Regions from separate parts of the Homo sapiens genome. Here all the other regions are linked to region 1. The links are chromatin contacts, found by Hi-C or POLR2A ChIA-PET in ENCODE. All regions are on one chromosome and are shown on one strand. Each heading gives the region's core, a stretch centred on a gene start or an enhancer-like site at or near the end of the contact. The rest is flanking DNA. Distances are from core to core; before and after follow the strand shown. Region 1 holds the start of MZT1 (mitotic spindle organizing protein 1). Region 2 has its middle 280 kb from the start of LINC00348. Region 3 holds the start of KLF12 (KLF transcription factor 12). Region 4 overlaps KLF12 (KLF transcription factor 12). Region 5 overlaps KLF12 (KLF transcription factor 12).

Region 1 (2,777 bases), core at 132-2,631:
ATTTAAAACAGGGATCCTTCCTGGAGTTTCTGGTGTTATTTGCATCTTTGATTCCTTGACATCTCCCATAGCACAGAGAGAAAACTAAAAAGAAATCAAGAGTATGCATGTTAAAATTACAAAGTCCCATAGATATTAATTTTAACTATTAAAATGTACTCGACAAATGTGTCACAAAAAACAACTCAAAACCTCACACTCTTGGGGCTATGATACAGCTTACAAAAAAAGTATCACATATAAATGTTCTCAACTGATCCTCGAAACAACCTTGAAAGCTATAGCAGTAACTTACTAGTGATATTATTTTGCGAAAGTATTAAGCTCAGAGAAGTGAAGTGGCTTATACGCAGCAATCAAATATGAATGAATTCAGATCTGCCTCTGAGGAAACTAAAGGTTACAACAGGCCCAGATCTCTTCTCAACTAAAGGACTTATAGCTACAATTTTTTTTAAATTCATCATCTCATGTCTCAACACTATGAACATTCTTCGGATACCCTATCCAACTACAGTTGCTATTAAACAATTCTTTGTAGCAAGCAGGTAAGAGATGAGGAAGCTTGTGCCTTTCTTGCACATGAGTCCTAGCCAGAGAAGTATGATTGACAGGGGCTAGGAAATTAACTGCCTGGGGTCCCCTTTCCTCCAAAAATCCTCCTTTCGCCAAGACCTCCCCTCCACCCCTCCCGGGATAGAAAGGGAGACTGCATTACTTGCAATCAAAGGAGGCTACAGAGGCTACACCTTGGCGGGGTGGGGTGGAAAAGAGTCTACTTCTGGAAGGTTGAGATGCAGCCGGCTTCCCTGGATGGAGTGCGAAGGAGGCGTCGCCCCCAACCCTACGTGGCCACTCTTTCTGGTGCCCCTCTCTTCCACACCTACTCCCTGACTGCTCCCATTCACCAGGGGCGAGCGGGCAGGCAAGTCAGGAGCTGGGAAAAGAAACCTCTCCATTCAGACAGGAGGAAAGGCCAGGGACCACAAAGAGCGTACCTACCGGTGCGTACAAAACGAAGCCCCCAGTACCGACTCCAGGGAGCTCCGGGGGCCAGGCCAGCTTCCACGACAGGCATAGACTCTTTAACTCCCCGCTTCCGCGCTGTCTTGGGCCAACCAGGGCACGGGGCTTGTGAGCGACTAGCCAATCGTGTCGTCCCGCCATCCGCGAACCAGCCAATCGCACGGAGGCCGCGTAGGAAATTCGAATGGCAACTCCTCGCTCCACGTTCCGCGCAGAGGAACGTGGCTCCAAATTCAAATCAACGCAGCCTCACGCCGGCGGCGAGCGCGAGGGGCGGAGCCTGCCCGGCGTGGGCCGAGACGCGCTGTGTGATTGCCTCGGAGAGAGGAAGGCGCTCCAGTTCCGGGTCAGGCCCTTCTCCCGCCTCCCTCGGCCTTAGCCATGGCGAGTAGCAGCGGTGCTGGGGCGGCGGCGGCGGCCGCGGCGGCGAATCTGAATGCGGTGCGGGAGACCATGGACGGTGAGTTTCCGTTGCGCTCCCTTTACCTTGCGTGCCTTCCCAGAGCCAAGGCCCCCAGGCGGGAATGAGCCTGGGGAGGACTTCAGGTCCCCTTAGTGCCCCAAACGGCATCTTCCAAGATCTTTGGTAGGGACCTGCCAGGGCCGCAGGGCTGATGGCCCTATCCCTTGAGAGTTGTCTCCGCCGCTGCGTAGTTTGTCGCGCGCGCTAGGCGTTGCGGCCCCTAGTCAGCCGGTTGCGCACCGCGTCCCTCTCGCGCGAATGCCGCGCCCCCTCTATCCCGCATCCCAGGTCCGCCCTACCCGCCCGATCTCCTGCGGTGACAGCGTCACGCCCACCCCACCCAGTACACCCGTTCCCTCCTGCGTGCCGCGTCCCACCCGATTCCCGCCCGGGGCGCTTCGGGGGTCCCCAAGGTTGGGATCCCGGCGGGGACAGGGGCCAGGTGTTTGGTCACCGCTATGCCTCCTGTTCTTCGCACTTAAGTAGGCACCTTTAATATCCGGCGAATGAACAAGTTCCCCTTTGGTCATAATTATCCTAGTTTCCTCTTGAAGCGGGTGACACCAGTGCCCAAGTGCTATGGTGTCGCCTGTTTTCGGCCCCGGAGGCACGTGTGTGTGAAGCCTACACAAGTGTTGCAGAACACGAAATTTGTGTCTTGCGGTTACCCTCTGTCTACCCTCTAATGTCGGTTCTGCCACTTTATGCCCCTGTGGTGAGCTTGGACTAGATACTTAAACATCATTGAGCCTGTTTAGTTTTTTTTTTTTTTTTTTCTGTAAAATAAAACCCTACCTCCAGGAGTTGTGAATATTTAAATAAGACAACCATGTAAAAACATATCAAAGATGATCAATTATTTTTATATTATTTCAGATGGCCTCTCTCTTGTAGTCTTCTTTCTTTGTCTCCTTTTTACTCACATCCACCTGTATTATGAGTGTTTGATCGATGTTGTTATTTGCAGTGGGCCTAGACGTTTTCCAGGGTCTACTCACGTCAGCTTCCGTCTCTGTTAAAAGATAACCCTATGAAATTCTCACTGCTGTATCTCTCTCTCCTTCACCGTAGGCTCTTTTTTTCTTTTTTGAGACACAGTCTTGCTGTAGTTGCCCAGGGTGGAGTGCAATGGCGCAACCTCGGCTCACTGCAACCTCCGCCTCCCGGGTTCAGGCGATTCTCCTGCCTCAGCCTCTGGAGTAGCTGGGATTACAGGTGCCCGCCAGAACACCCGGCTAATTTTTTGTATTTTTAGTAGAGACGGAGTTTCCCCATGTTGGCCAGGTTG
Region 2 (2,777 bases), core at 204-2,703, 1.4 Mb after region 1:
TGATGGTCCACACCTGTTGCACTAAAGTGTTAAATGAATGCAGATTCCAGGGAGAGGCAACTTACTGGGCATGTGCATTAAGAGACAAAATGGCAAAGTTGGACCTTCCTGGGACACACCACCAGAAAAGGGAAAAAAGCCGCAGATGGGCATGCATACAACTTCCTAAACACTGTGTGTACTTACCTCCCAAGCGTAAGGACACTGTTCATGTGGAAAGCCCACCATAAGGGAAGAATCATGGGGAAGGGACCAGCCTATCAAGTCCTAGGATCAAGGCGAAACATTACACCTGACTTTCACATGCCTGTTTGTGTCTTGTCCAAGCGTACTTTTCTTTCTTTCCTAGTCTAAAGCCTTTTAAAATAAACTTCCACTCCTGTTCTGAAACTTGCCTTGGTCTCTTTTTCTGCCTTATGCCCTCAGTCAAATTCTTTCTTCTGAGGAGGCAAGAATTGAGATTGCTGCAGATCCATACGGATTCGCTGCCAGTGACTCGATGCCTACTATCGGTAACATATTTGGTGCCTTAAGACTCAACTACTTGCACTGGTAACACATTTGGTGCTGTGAGACTCAGATATTTCTCACCCATAACAGTCCCACCCAACACTCACATACCAGTTTTCAGAATTTAGTCCTCTGGTTGGCAAAGTTCCAAGAGAGATTAGGAACTGTTGTCTTTTGTTCTAGATAGCAATATGTCCAACTAAAAATTGAGTTTCTGCTATTAAGGAAGAAGAAGAGAGACATAGTTGAGGTAGAAGACAGGAGTAAAATGAAAGCTAGATGTCTTCTTTTATTGTCTGGCTAAACCACTCCCTTTCTGAAAGGTCAATGTATGGTGTGATGTCCACAGAATCACAGCTAGGGACACTATCTATGTAATTTACAATACTTTAACATTTGAAAAGGGACACCATTTATATGCTGGAACAATAAATATAAACTAAGATCCTCCTGGGAAAATCAAGATATATAAGCACTGCTATCCTAGTTAAGAGAAACCTCACTAGCTCCTGTCATTTACCTTCTCAGTAACCTAAGGCTAATGTCAATGTTTCGGTAACAGACAGATTGCTGTTTCAGTAAACAGTGTTTCGGTAACAGTGAGGGACTAAGTGGCTAAGTTGGCTGGACTTCCTGGGTCAATAGGGACTTCCCTAAGGGGACTTTCCCCTAAGCCAAAAATAAGTCATAGCTGCAAGCTAAGGGATTGAAACTTCAACCAATCAAAGGGGACCTTCCCCTAAGCCAAAATGAGTCACAGCTGCAAGCTAAGGGATTGACACTTCAACCAATCATACAGGGAGTTTAAGCTCTAGCTGCAGCCTGATGTTTTTAACCAATCAAGCCTGCCAACCCACAAGCGGATTGAAAATAAGCTAATTCTATAGGATAGAAAAAGGAAAAGAGGAGGGGTCATAAGGGGATATAAGCATAAGACACCCAAGCCAAAAACGGCAACCTTTCCGGGTCTCCTTCCACCTCGTGGAAGCTTTACTTTCGCTTTCACTTTACTTTCACTTTAATAAATCTTGCTGCCACACACTCTTTGGGTGCACGCATTTCTCCAATTGAGCTGTAACACTCGCCGCTGAGGTCCATGGCTTCATTCCTTGAAGTCCATGAGATCACGAACCCTTTGAGAAAAAAACCTTCCATGAGGAGAAGACTTCTGGTCTCAACAGGAATAATATTAATAACCAATATTAGTAGACCAAACATGTTTGCAGATATCTTGTTTGCTGCCTTCCCCAAACGGCTGAAACATTTTGAAAACAAATGAAAACAACAACAACAAAAATAAAAGTTTTAGAAATAAGTTTATTTAACACAATAGTTAAACTAATTGCTCAAATTCAGAGTAGTGAAAGGCAAAGTCAGGATTTTATCTCCAGTAGTGGTCATTGCTCAAAAATACTGTAAGTAAAACTAACAATCCTTTGTTGACTGGGGCAGAAAAGTACAGTCAAAACAAACAATAGACCACCTAAGACCTGTGGGAAAAAGCTAAGAAATGTTGTTTGTTTGTTTTAGAAACTAGAACTCTCAAAAGCAACACGCACACTTGGGAATTTAGAAAGCCAAGAGGCATGTTCAGAAAACACCTGAGATGACCTTAACCTTTCAGGTTGGGCTGATATTTAGGCTCAGTGCAAGCTAGGCTAACTGTTGAAGGAGTATCCCAGTGAGAGGTGAAGCCAGCTGGGCTTCTGGGTTGGGTGGGGACTTGGAGAACTTTTCTGTCTAGCTAAAGGATGGTAAACACACCAATCAGCACTCTGTGTCTAGCTAAATGTTTGTAAACACACCAATCAGCACTCTGTAAAAACGGACAAATCAGCACTCTGTGTGTAGCTAAAGGTTTGTAAATGCACCAATCAGCATTTTGTAAAAACGGACCAGTCAGCACTCTGTAAAATGGACCAATCAGCAGGGCATGGGAGGGGCCAAATAAGGGAATAAATGTTGGCCATCCCAGCCAGCAGCAGCAACCCGCTGGGGTCTGCTTCCACACTGTGGAAGCTTTGTTCTTTTGTTCTTTATAATAAATCTTGCTGCTGCTCACTCTTTGGGTCTGCACTAGCTTTATAAGCTGTAAAACTCACTGCGAAGGTCTGAGGCTTCACTCCTGAAGTAGGCGGGACCATGAACCCACCAGGAGGAACAAACAACTCCAGACGCGCCACCTTTAAGAGCTGCAACACTAACTGCGAAGGTCTGCGGCTTCATTCCTGAAGTCAGCGAGACCACACACCCACCAGAAGGAAGAA
Region 3 (2,777 bases), core at 74-2,573, 1.4 Mb before region 1:
ACGCGGGGCGGGCCGGGCCGGGGGCGCGGGGCAGGGGAATACTGTCGTGCCCGGAGCGCCGCGCTCACCTAGGATGGTGAGGAGGCGGGCCCACAGCCTCCCGCCTCCGTCCGCCGCGCGCCCCGCCCGCCCGGCCGCTTCCGCCCCGTCTGCTCCCCGCCCCCGCCGACCCTCCGGCTCGGCGCTGACCCCGCGCCCTCCGAGCCGCCGCGGGAACTGCAGGGCCGCCCGGCCGCCTCCTCCCTCTCCCGCCCCACAATCCCGCGGATCCGCTCCCCGGGGCGCGGAGGCGGGGAGGGAGGGGCTGCCGGGGAGAGCGTCAAGGACTCGGCTCCGGGCCGTCCGCTTCTTGGGGCTCCGCTCTGGGCGTGGGGCAGTGGAGCTGGACTCCCTTCCCCGCCGCCCCCGGGCCCCGCGGGGGTCTGCAGATCCCGCTTCCTCTGCCCCAGTCCTCCAAGTTTGCGTGCTTTCCCACAGAACTGGCGCAGGCAGGGGCCCCTTCGCTGGGGTGGCGAGGCCAGGCGCGCATCTCCGCCTCGCCCCCATTCATCCCGCCAAGGTGAAGCGCAGGGAAAAGGGGCGCCCCCGCTTCGCCCGCAACGTGCGTCGCTCCGGAACCCAAACAATGACTCCCCTGCCTGCCGCGCCCGGCCCTCCGCCCGCCCCACCGGCGCGCGGGGGGCACCGCCCGCGGGGCTGCCCCTGCCTGACCCCATTGTTGCCCGGCGCGGGCGATGCCCGGCGCCCAGGGGCGGTCCCCGCGAGCTGCCCCACAGTCCCGGCCGGCTCCGCCCACACCTTTCCAAGTTCGCTGGCGGGCGAGCCGCGGGGACGACCCGGGCGACAGCCCCCTCCCTCCACTGCGCGCCCCCACCCGGGCGGGTGCGGCGAGGGGTGGGGGCCCAAGCGGGCTGCACGCTTTTTGGGTCCCCGAATTCTCCTAAGCCTGTCTGGCGCGCTCTGACACAAAAGAGGAGACTTTCTCGCGGCTCGGCGCGAGTCCTTGCCCAGCGAGTTGCTCTCCAGGGGTCCCTCCCGCCGCAAGCCCCCGCGGGCCCCCTCGGCCGACGACTCCCCGAGCTCCCAGGGCCATGTGTGGGTTATTTGGGGTGCCGCAGCAAAGTGGTGCAGGTGAAAGGGAAGCGCTGCCGAGGCCCGGGGCCGGAGGGCGGGGGCAGGGGTGGGGCGGGGTGGGGCGGGGTGGAGGCGCCGCGGACCCAGCCCGGCGGTCCGGGCGGGGAGGCGAGGGCCGGGCAGTGGGTGTTGCCTTCTACCTCTGCGAGCGGGGAGGGGTTAGTTTCCCACAGGGGATTTCAACCATCACACTCAGAGCCCGCCTCCTAATCCTCGGGCGGAGCGGCTCGGGGGCCCCATTTTATGGCAATAAAGCGACTTAGCGCCTGCTGAGCGAGCCCCTCCCCGCCGCCGCCCCCGCCCTCGGCCCCACCCCGGGGCTCGCCGGCAGCGGCGGGGCTTTGTTTCTGGGGAGGAGGACCCGGAGCTCTTTTGTTTGGGGGTTTCTTGTTTTCGGCCCCCCCCCTCACAGCACCCCACCCCACCCCACCCCAAGCGCCTCTCCGGTTTCCTGAGCTGCGGGCTGCGAGGGAGGAGAAGCGGCGTCCTGCAACCCCCTCGGCTGGGCCCCGGGGTAATTCGATGCGGGCCTGGCGAGGCTCCCCACACTAGACCGGGGCTCGCAACTCGGCAGCCTCCACCCACCGGCCCACCCTACATTTAGCGCATCATGTGATCCGGGTAAGTCATTTGCAAGTACAACAGTTCCCCGGGTTGCCCCCCATTCATTTCCTGAGAACTGCAGAGAGCCGCTGAGAGGCTCTGCGTGTGCGTGTGCGCGGGTGACGCCGTGTGTGTGCGAGTGTGTGTGTGTGTGTGCGCGCGCGCGTGTGAGAGAGAGAAAGGGAGAGAGAGAGGGGGACTCTGTGTGAGGGAAAGAAAACAATTTCTCCTGCTCTGCAGCTTCTGTTCAGGTCTGTGCCGATTCCGTTTCTTATCAAAATAAACAACCCCCTCCTCTTTTTTTTTTTTTTTTGCCATCCCAAATCAGACCGTATTCTCTTAACGTGTTTTATTTTCCTTCTGTCATCTGCTCAAGTTAAATCATTTTGGTTGGTCTGTGTTCTTAAAGGGGGAAAGTGCTGGGAAGCGGGAGGGGGCCGGGGAAGGGCGATGCTGTTGCAAAGCAAGTAGCGTCGGTCGGATTCGTGGAGAAGAAAGAAGGAGGTTTCTTCCCCACCTCCCCTAATTTTTTTTTTCCAGAAGAAGTTATCAAGTAACGTGAATTAAGCAAGTGTTTTTCTACCCCTAGTGGAATTGTTGGTTGCAGTGTTTGCCTGACAGTTGCCAAGGATGTGAAATAAAACCCCAGGGCTGAACTTGGGGGGGAGGGGGGGCTCGTGGAAGTAGTTGGCCCCCCGGCCTCGAGCGGGGTGGATGAATAGCTCCGCACCGGGACCGTGTGGGCTGTGTGTGCGCGCTGGAGAGAGTGGAGGGGAAGGGGTTAAGGCGGAGATGACACTGCTGGCATGAATAGTGCTCCTGGTGCTACATTCATTATTGTCTCTGGTCGTAATGATGTGTAACTGTCACTTGCTACAGTGCCTGGTCCATGCAAGTAGCCAGGGGCTGGCCGGTGGCTGTTATTTTCAATTACGGGGGACCTGGCCGGAGTTGACAAGGGGCAACTTTGTACGTCCACCCGGGCCGGGAACCCGCAGAGCCGGCCTGGGAGCCACTTCTTGCCTCAGAAGCTCACTCTG
Region 4 (2,777 bases), core at 171-2,670, 1.3 Mb before region 1:
CTAAAGTTATGTGACTTTATAATACTTAATATTGAGTGAGTGAAATCCACGAAGACACTGTTCATGCCTGTAGAAAATCATATGTAATACCTGCTACATGCAAGGTACTAGGCAAATGTTTATGGAATGAACAAATCATTGTATGGTAAAATGCATTTTAAAAATATACAGTTATATATGAGCCTATGTGTTCTCTGAGAATCCCTGTGATGTTTTTCTTGGTGATGGAGAGGGGTGGTTTTCCATCATCACCATTGCAAGATGGCAGTGGTATTTAGATGCTGTTTGTAATGGACAGATAGTGAGAGGAACTGAGGGGTGCTGGGAATAGAATGTTTGTGATTTTTTTCCTCTTTTGGGGACAGGGATATTGCACCCCTTTTAGAGGAACCATCTTAAACCAGTGAACCAAATTATTTTATTAGCTCATGTCTATAGAATCATATGGAAGCTTCTTCTTTGGGCATAAATTTTGTGTCCACAGGGCACTGAAGCAGTTAATCTAAATGCTGTCTTTTGGAATCAAAGGGCAGCTTGGGCACAGCACTGAATTAGGAAACTGGAACATCAGAAAGTTCTAGTTTTCTTGCAGTATTTTTTTGCTAGTATGTGGTAATTACAAAAGGAAGTGAAAAACTATAAGGGAAAATTATAAATACTAAAATAAAATTTGGTAGTCTAATACAGAACACCTTTTTTAGTGCATGAGTACCTTATACTGTAAAAAAAATTTCAAATCTATTTGAGTATTAATCACTAAAGTTTGCTGTGATTACAGGACATTGCCTTTAAAGGCCCCCTGTCATTTTATGCTGAGTACATGTAGTGGTAGTTAATTTTTACTTTGATATTTTCTGTTGACCTCCTTACTTGTGGGAAAGGAGTAAACCTGAGAAATAAGACATTAAAATCTTGGCTGATTATCAGTTATTAATACTATTCTTGAGGAAGATATTTGGCCCTAAGATAAATGAAATATGAAGGTTGTTAAATAAGGTTAATTTACCTAGCAGTTTTGATGTCCTTGAAGGTTAGCATAGGAAATAATAGTGCAGTCTGAATGCATGGTATTGGCTTTAGGGTAGCTCTTTAGTTCAAGCCTCCTTAAAGCATTTTGAAACGTTTGCATTAAGTTTGTGCTGAATTGACTCCCAGAAAGGAGACTTCTTCCAGAGTCAAAATGAAACTAAGTATTCATATTAGAGGATGGTGGGGAGAAAAAAAAATGTCTTCCACTCAGGAGCAGACTGCATTAGAGTTCTGCCAACTGGCCTGTTTGTGAGAACTAGTGAAGTCATCAAGCCTGAGCTATTTTAGCACCCTGACATGGTGCACCGAGGCAGCTGGAGGTGCGGCACAGAGGAAGCTCGGAGAGAGAGGTTTTTCCGAAGCAAAAAATTTTCCTGCTGACTGACAGCATCACCATTTCACACCGGCTGGGGCTCTGACATCTCTGGGAAGCATGAGGGCTTGTGTAATGGCCCACACAGAAAGTGGGTGAAGAGGATCTCTAGCCTTTTCAGGTTATTTCAAGTGGGGTCTCATTGTCAAGGGACCAACCATCCAACAAAATAGGTTCCTGTGGGTTAGGAAAATGGTGATGGTGAAAAGCTGGAGATGAAATCTTTTGTTTCTAGAGCTAGATGGATTTTTTCGTTTTTCTTTTTTAACACAAAAGGGTCAGAAATGCAAAGGATGCCCTTTGCTGACACAGCTCTGTAAGAGATTACAAGCAAAACAAAGACAGATTTATAGATAATTTATCAGCATATTGAAGACAAATTGAATATCATGCTGCACAGTAAATTACTTCAGAACAACCCCAAAGTGGAAGAAAATACTTGTAAATTGCATTTTTAAGCCCTTAAGAACAAGTTCTATCACTTGTTTAAAAAAATTGTTTTGTAACATGAAGTGCATTTTAATTGTCTGACTATGAACTCTTGCCTTATGGGCTCAGTCACTAAAGATGCTTAAGAGAAAAGCATAAATGAATACTTGATTGATCATAAAATCATCTACAGGATGCTGTTTTAACCACTTCCGAAACGATCTAAAAGTGTACACAGCTTCATCCCTTTAGAGACTTAGAAAAAGTCCAGATACATCAACCAAATAGAGACAAATATAGAGAAAATGAGAGACTAAGTTTTGAGTGTAAGAAATTAACTCATTTTGAGCTTCACTGATGAAAAGCAAGATTTTAAAACAAGAGGTGCTCCATGATGAGTCGTTTTTTACAATAAGGAATGAAGCAAAGCAGACACTCTTTAACATGGGTGCACTCAGGGGTCAGGGCTATGAAAGCTGCCAGAATTCAACCCTGATTTAGCAATGAGAAGCCAGAGACAGGAAGCTGCCTTGTTTATTAGAAATAGGGTAACCACAGTCTCAAGACAACTGAGGAAGACTCTGCTGGCACTTTTCTTCTGAAAGCAAGCACTAGTGCAAAAAAACCCCACCAAAGTATGTAGTATAGGTGTTTATATGTGACTAAGGCTTATGTATTCATATATTCTTTTGTTTACTTCTTAAAATTTATGGTTAGAAAGGCACAACTTTTATATTTTTTCCAGTTAAAAGTTTCAGAAAGCTATCATATAACGTCAAGGTATAAAAATCATGTGTGACCTTGATTTCTACAATACTTTACGTATTCAAAGTAGTTGAACCTTTATTTAGGAGGATGCTTCCTTCAAATTAAAGACTTTTGCTCAGAGAGTGCCACCATGTTTCAGTGGGAAAAGGATCAGATTAGCCTCGGGATACTTGGAAGT
Region 5 (2,777 bases), core at 158-2,657, 1.2 Mb before region 1:
GGGGATTGTAGATAACACCCAGCCCCATGGGCTTTATAACCCCTTTCTCTACTTTTATATAGTCACATGTTCACTTCACTTCAGGCAGTATAAACTTTGATTATCCAGTCATTGCCTAGGATTGGCTGCTTTAGAACCTCCAAAAAGGTAGCTTTTGTATTCTGGCCCGTCAGTAATTATGGATTCATATTTCTTGGATATTCTTCCCTCCTGATGCAGCACCCACCCAGCATGCTCTTGGATTAGTATTCCTCCCACTCCAATATAGTAGAAGAATTTTCGAATAATTGCTATAGGTTTTTTTTTTTTTTTTAAAGTATGGGGTAAGGGAGAGAGATGTGAGATGAGGAGGCAATATAAACTTTCTTAGACACTTTATGGGAAATCCAAACGGAGGTTATGATAGGGAATAGAGATCCAGAACTCAGGGGAGAGGTGGGAGCTGGAGATGGATGATCTGTGCAGAGCTGGAAGTACAGCTGTGAGCATGACTTGGACTTCAGGGATCAACGTGTCGAGGGAGAAGAGAAGTGGACTTGGATGTGGTTTTTTAAGTTCCTGATGATGATAGTAATAGACAAATCATGTGTTAGGGACTCTAGAAAATAAAAGACGAATAAATTATCTTTCCTCGTGGAGTTTGCAAAAATATTCTTTACATTTCTACTGTGTCTTATGTTTTCAAAAGCATCATCTTTTAGAAAACTTTCTTAAGTGGTCAGTGTCATTGAAACCATTGAATAAGTCAAAGTCCCAAGATGAGAGTATTCATTTTGCAGTTTGCTGACAAGCATAGATGACGACGAAAGATACACAGATTCTCTTCTTCGGTGGCTTGAAATAAAGCTATTATCAAATAATGATTTGCCTTGAGAATATTAGGTAAAATAGAAGCATATGGAAATATAGTGAAATATCATGCATAGAATCATAATTATCCAGAAATCATAGCTGTCTGAGACCCCACCAGTGACTACAAATTACACAAGTAAGGCCTCTGAGAAGACAAATAGATGTCATAAGGTATTTATGCTTCACTTACAAGAGAGCATGTTGTGTGCTTATATTTCTATTTTATGTTACTTCCTATGCAAATTTAGCTGACTTATTTTTCTCATTTCAAAGTCTACAACAGATGAGAAGCAGCAAATGTAAATTAAGCATCTGAGCAAAGAAAAGGACCTTGAGAGATAGTTGAAGTTCCTCATTTGACTTGGGCCCAAAGATGTTAAGTGACTTATCCAGGATCATTCAGCTAGAAATAATAACCTAAATTGACTTCACTCTAAGTTCAGTGTTCTTTCTGTTTCACCATAGGGCAGAAGGAGCATCTATAAAAAGAACATGACCATATTGAGAAGTAGTAGCCTGACAGACTCTAATATGCAGATACAAGAACTCAAGAAGCACAGCAGTTTCAGGTCACTGAGCCTCGATACACTTCAGTGGGCCCTGAAGTTATCTCAGTATGCAGCATTTCATCGTCACTGATGCTCATAATTATTAGTCTGAGTCATCAGGAAAAAGTTAACTTATGTCCCTTGCCTTCTATGTAGAAGATATTAGGATTATTTCCATCCCAAGTACTTAGTATTTTCTCTTTTAAATTTGCAATTAAAAGAGAGAACCCCTCACCCATCCAGAAAACGAAACTCGTGAGAACACAATATTCCTAAGAATGCTGTATAAGTGAGGCTTATTGATGAAGAGACAGACCTGCCTTATGACTGGATGACTGTTTTGTAAAAATGACACATGTTTGGTACCAAGAATAATACACCTTAAGGGTTGTATGGGGTTATCTATATCAGATGCCTTGCTTACAAAGGTGATGGCATGGACTCCTCCTTGGCGGAAGGATGAGAGTCTCAGCAGGAGTGGTATTTCTTTTTTAAAATCTTGACTTTGTCTTGGAGCTGGGTCCCTTAGACTCTCATTTACACATCATCCACTGTATTCTTCTGGCGTTGAATACACCATGCGTTATTTGTTTAGTGACCGTGTATTCCAGCCTTGGCAGGCTCCTTCACCTTGGCATTTCTGTGCCTCTCTGCACAGATTCAAACTCATTTTTCTCAGTTTTGGTAACTGGTGCAAACCTATTTTAATGGATCATTCTTGGTTAAACCCCTCTGATGCTCAGACTCTCCATCTTCTGTGAACTCTTTCTCATGGGCCAGGAAAACAGATTCCCAAGTCAAAGATGCATTTAATTATGGATTTGGGAAGTGTTACATTTGCATTCATAGGAAGGTATTAGAAAACAAAATTAGAGGCCTTTTTAAAGCAAAGGAACTTGTCAGAAGTGAGTATTTTTAATTGTCCTTACGCATATCCTGGAAGTCATTTTGGTTACTATTTATAAGATTTTTAGTTATAAAACTTACAGGTCAATATGCAATGCATGTCATTTTACATTTTCTTTTTCTCAGTCTGGGATATTTAAGTGGCTGAAATTAGTTATAATTTTTCTTTAACATGGACAAGTCAGTTAGCTAGAAGTCAGCTGCATGTTTTGGAATATTAACTAACATTTGACAGTGTTTCCTGAGTAAAGTGCCGGCACATTACTGGGCATATAAATTCAGTGTCATTGGGTTTCGTTGCTGGGTAGAAGACTTTAAGGTTGCTGTCTCTTGAACAGGAGAAAGGATTGTGGAAGATTGGGGGCAAATGTAAGGAATTGACTACTTTGTGTGTCAGTGAGTGAAAATTGAATTTTGGCTGAGTCTTTTTGCACATGGAGCTACAAGAGGCCACAGAGGTCAGGACTGCAT

Evidence for each region. Hi-C counts contacts between places; a loop is a spot of excess contacts on that map. ChIA-PET counts read pairs that join two places held with the same protein, here RNA polymerase II (POLR2A). Pooled maps may share reads with other maps.
Region 2: a map of natural killer cell shows a loop between it and region 1 (14-fold over the local background). The contact joins the enhancer-like site here to the promoter of MZT1 in region 1. A Hi-C loop is called at or near these places in 5 of 168 maps with a recorded cell type or tissue (CD4-positive, alpha-beta T cell, CD4-positive, alpha-beta memory T cell, CD8-positive, alpha-beta T cell and 2 more), 7 of 37 single-sample maps with no recorded cell type and 11 of 50 pooled maps.
Region 3: a map of HCT116 shows a loop between it and region 1 (10-fold over the local background). The contact joins the promoter of KLF12 here to the promoter of MZT1 in region 1. A Hi-C loop is called at or near these places in 4 of 168 maps with a recorded cell type or tissue (CD4-positive, alpha-beta memory T cell, CD8-positive, alpha-beta T cell, HCT116 and 1 more), 17 of 37 single-sample maps with no recorded cell type and 15 of 50 pooled maps.
Region 4: a map with no recorded cell type shows a loop between it and region 1 (12-fold over the local background). The contact joins the enhancer-like site here to the promoter of MZT1 in region 1. A Hi-C loop is called at or near these places in 1 of 37 single-sample maps with no recorded cell type and 2 of 50 pooled maps. POLR2A ChIA-PET finds 5 or more read pairs at or near these places in 1 of 52 experiments (activated CD4-positive, alpha-beta T cell).
Region 5: a loop to region 1 is called in a pooled map, with 5 times the contacts of the local background. The contact joins the enhancer-like site here to the promoter of MZT1 in region 1. A Hi-C loop is called at or near these places in 1 of 37 single-sample maps with no recorded cell type and 2 of 50 pooled maps. POLR2A ChIA-PET finds 5 or more read pairs at or near these places in 1 of 52 experiments (GM12878).

What each region holds. Positions count from the first base shown.
Region 1 is chr13:72,726,233-72,729,009 of GRCh38, reverse strand. It overlaps MZT1 (mitotic spindle organizing protein 1), which reads left to right and starts at 1,381. Exons shown (of 3, transcript NM_001071775.3): 1 at 1,381-1,486. The coding sequence starts at 1,408. It overlaps BORA (BORA aurora kinase A activator), which reads right to left and starts at 1,087. Exons shown (of 12, transcript NM_024808.5): 1 at 1,003-1,087; 2 at 1-84. The coding sequence starts at 69. RefSeq lists enhancers at 806-855, 1,576-1,645 and silencers at 1,066-1,215, 1,739-1,920, 1,876-1,935.
Region 2 is chr13:71,289,792-71,292,568 of GRCh38, reverse strand. No RefSeq gene overlaps it. Among named protein-coding and RNA genes, the nearest start is that of LINC00348, 280 kb to the right of the region's middle. RefSeq lists an enhancer at 1,091-1,380. Within about 2 kb of position 1,453, at least 12 of the 41 ENCODE cell types and tissues checked have a DNase peak (open chromatin) inside an H3K27ac peak, as active enhancers do; they include CD4-positive, alpha-beta T cell, CD8-positive, alpha-beta T cell and natural killer cell, where a contact is called at or near this core.
Region 3 is chr13:74,132,950-74,135,726 of GRCh38, reverse strand. KLF12 (KLF transcription factor 12) reads left to right here and starts at 1,323. Exons shown (of 8, transcript NM_001400136.1): 1 at 1,323-1,755. RefSeq lists a silencer at 1-1,576 and enhancers at 2,586-2,635, 2,666-2,777.
Region 4 is chr13:74,061,659-74,064,435 of GRCh38, reverse strand. The region is part of intron 1 of KLF12 (KLF transcription factor 12); the gene reads left to right. Among named protein-coding and RNA genes, the nearest start is that of KLF12, 71 kb to the left of the region's middle. Within about 2 kb of position 1,420, at least 22 of the 41 ENCODE cell types and tissues checked have a DNase peak (open chromatin) inside an H3K27ac peak, as active enhancers do.
Region 5 is chr13:73,966,566-73,969,342 of GRCh38, reverse strand. The region is part of intron 2 of KLF12 (KLF transcription factor 12); the gene reads left to right. Among named protein-coding and RNA genes, the nearest start is that of KLF12, 170 kb to the left of the region's middle. Within about 2 kb of position 1,407, at least 2 of the 41 ENCODE cell types and tissues checked have a DNase peak (open chromatin) inside an H3K27ac peak, as active enhancers do.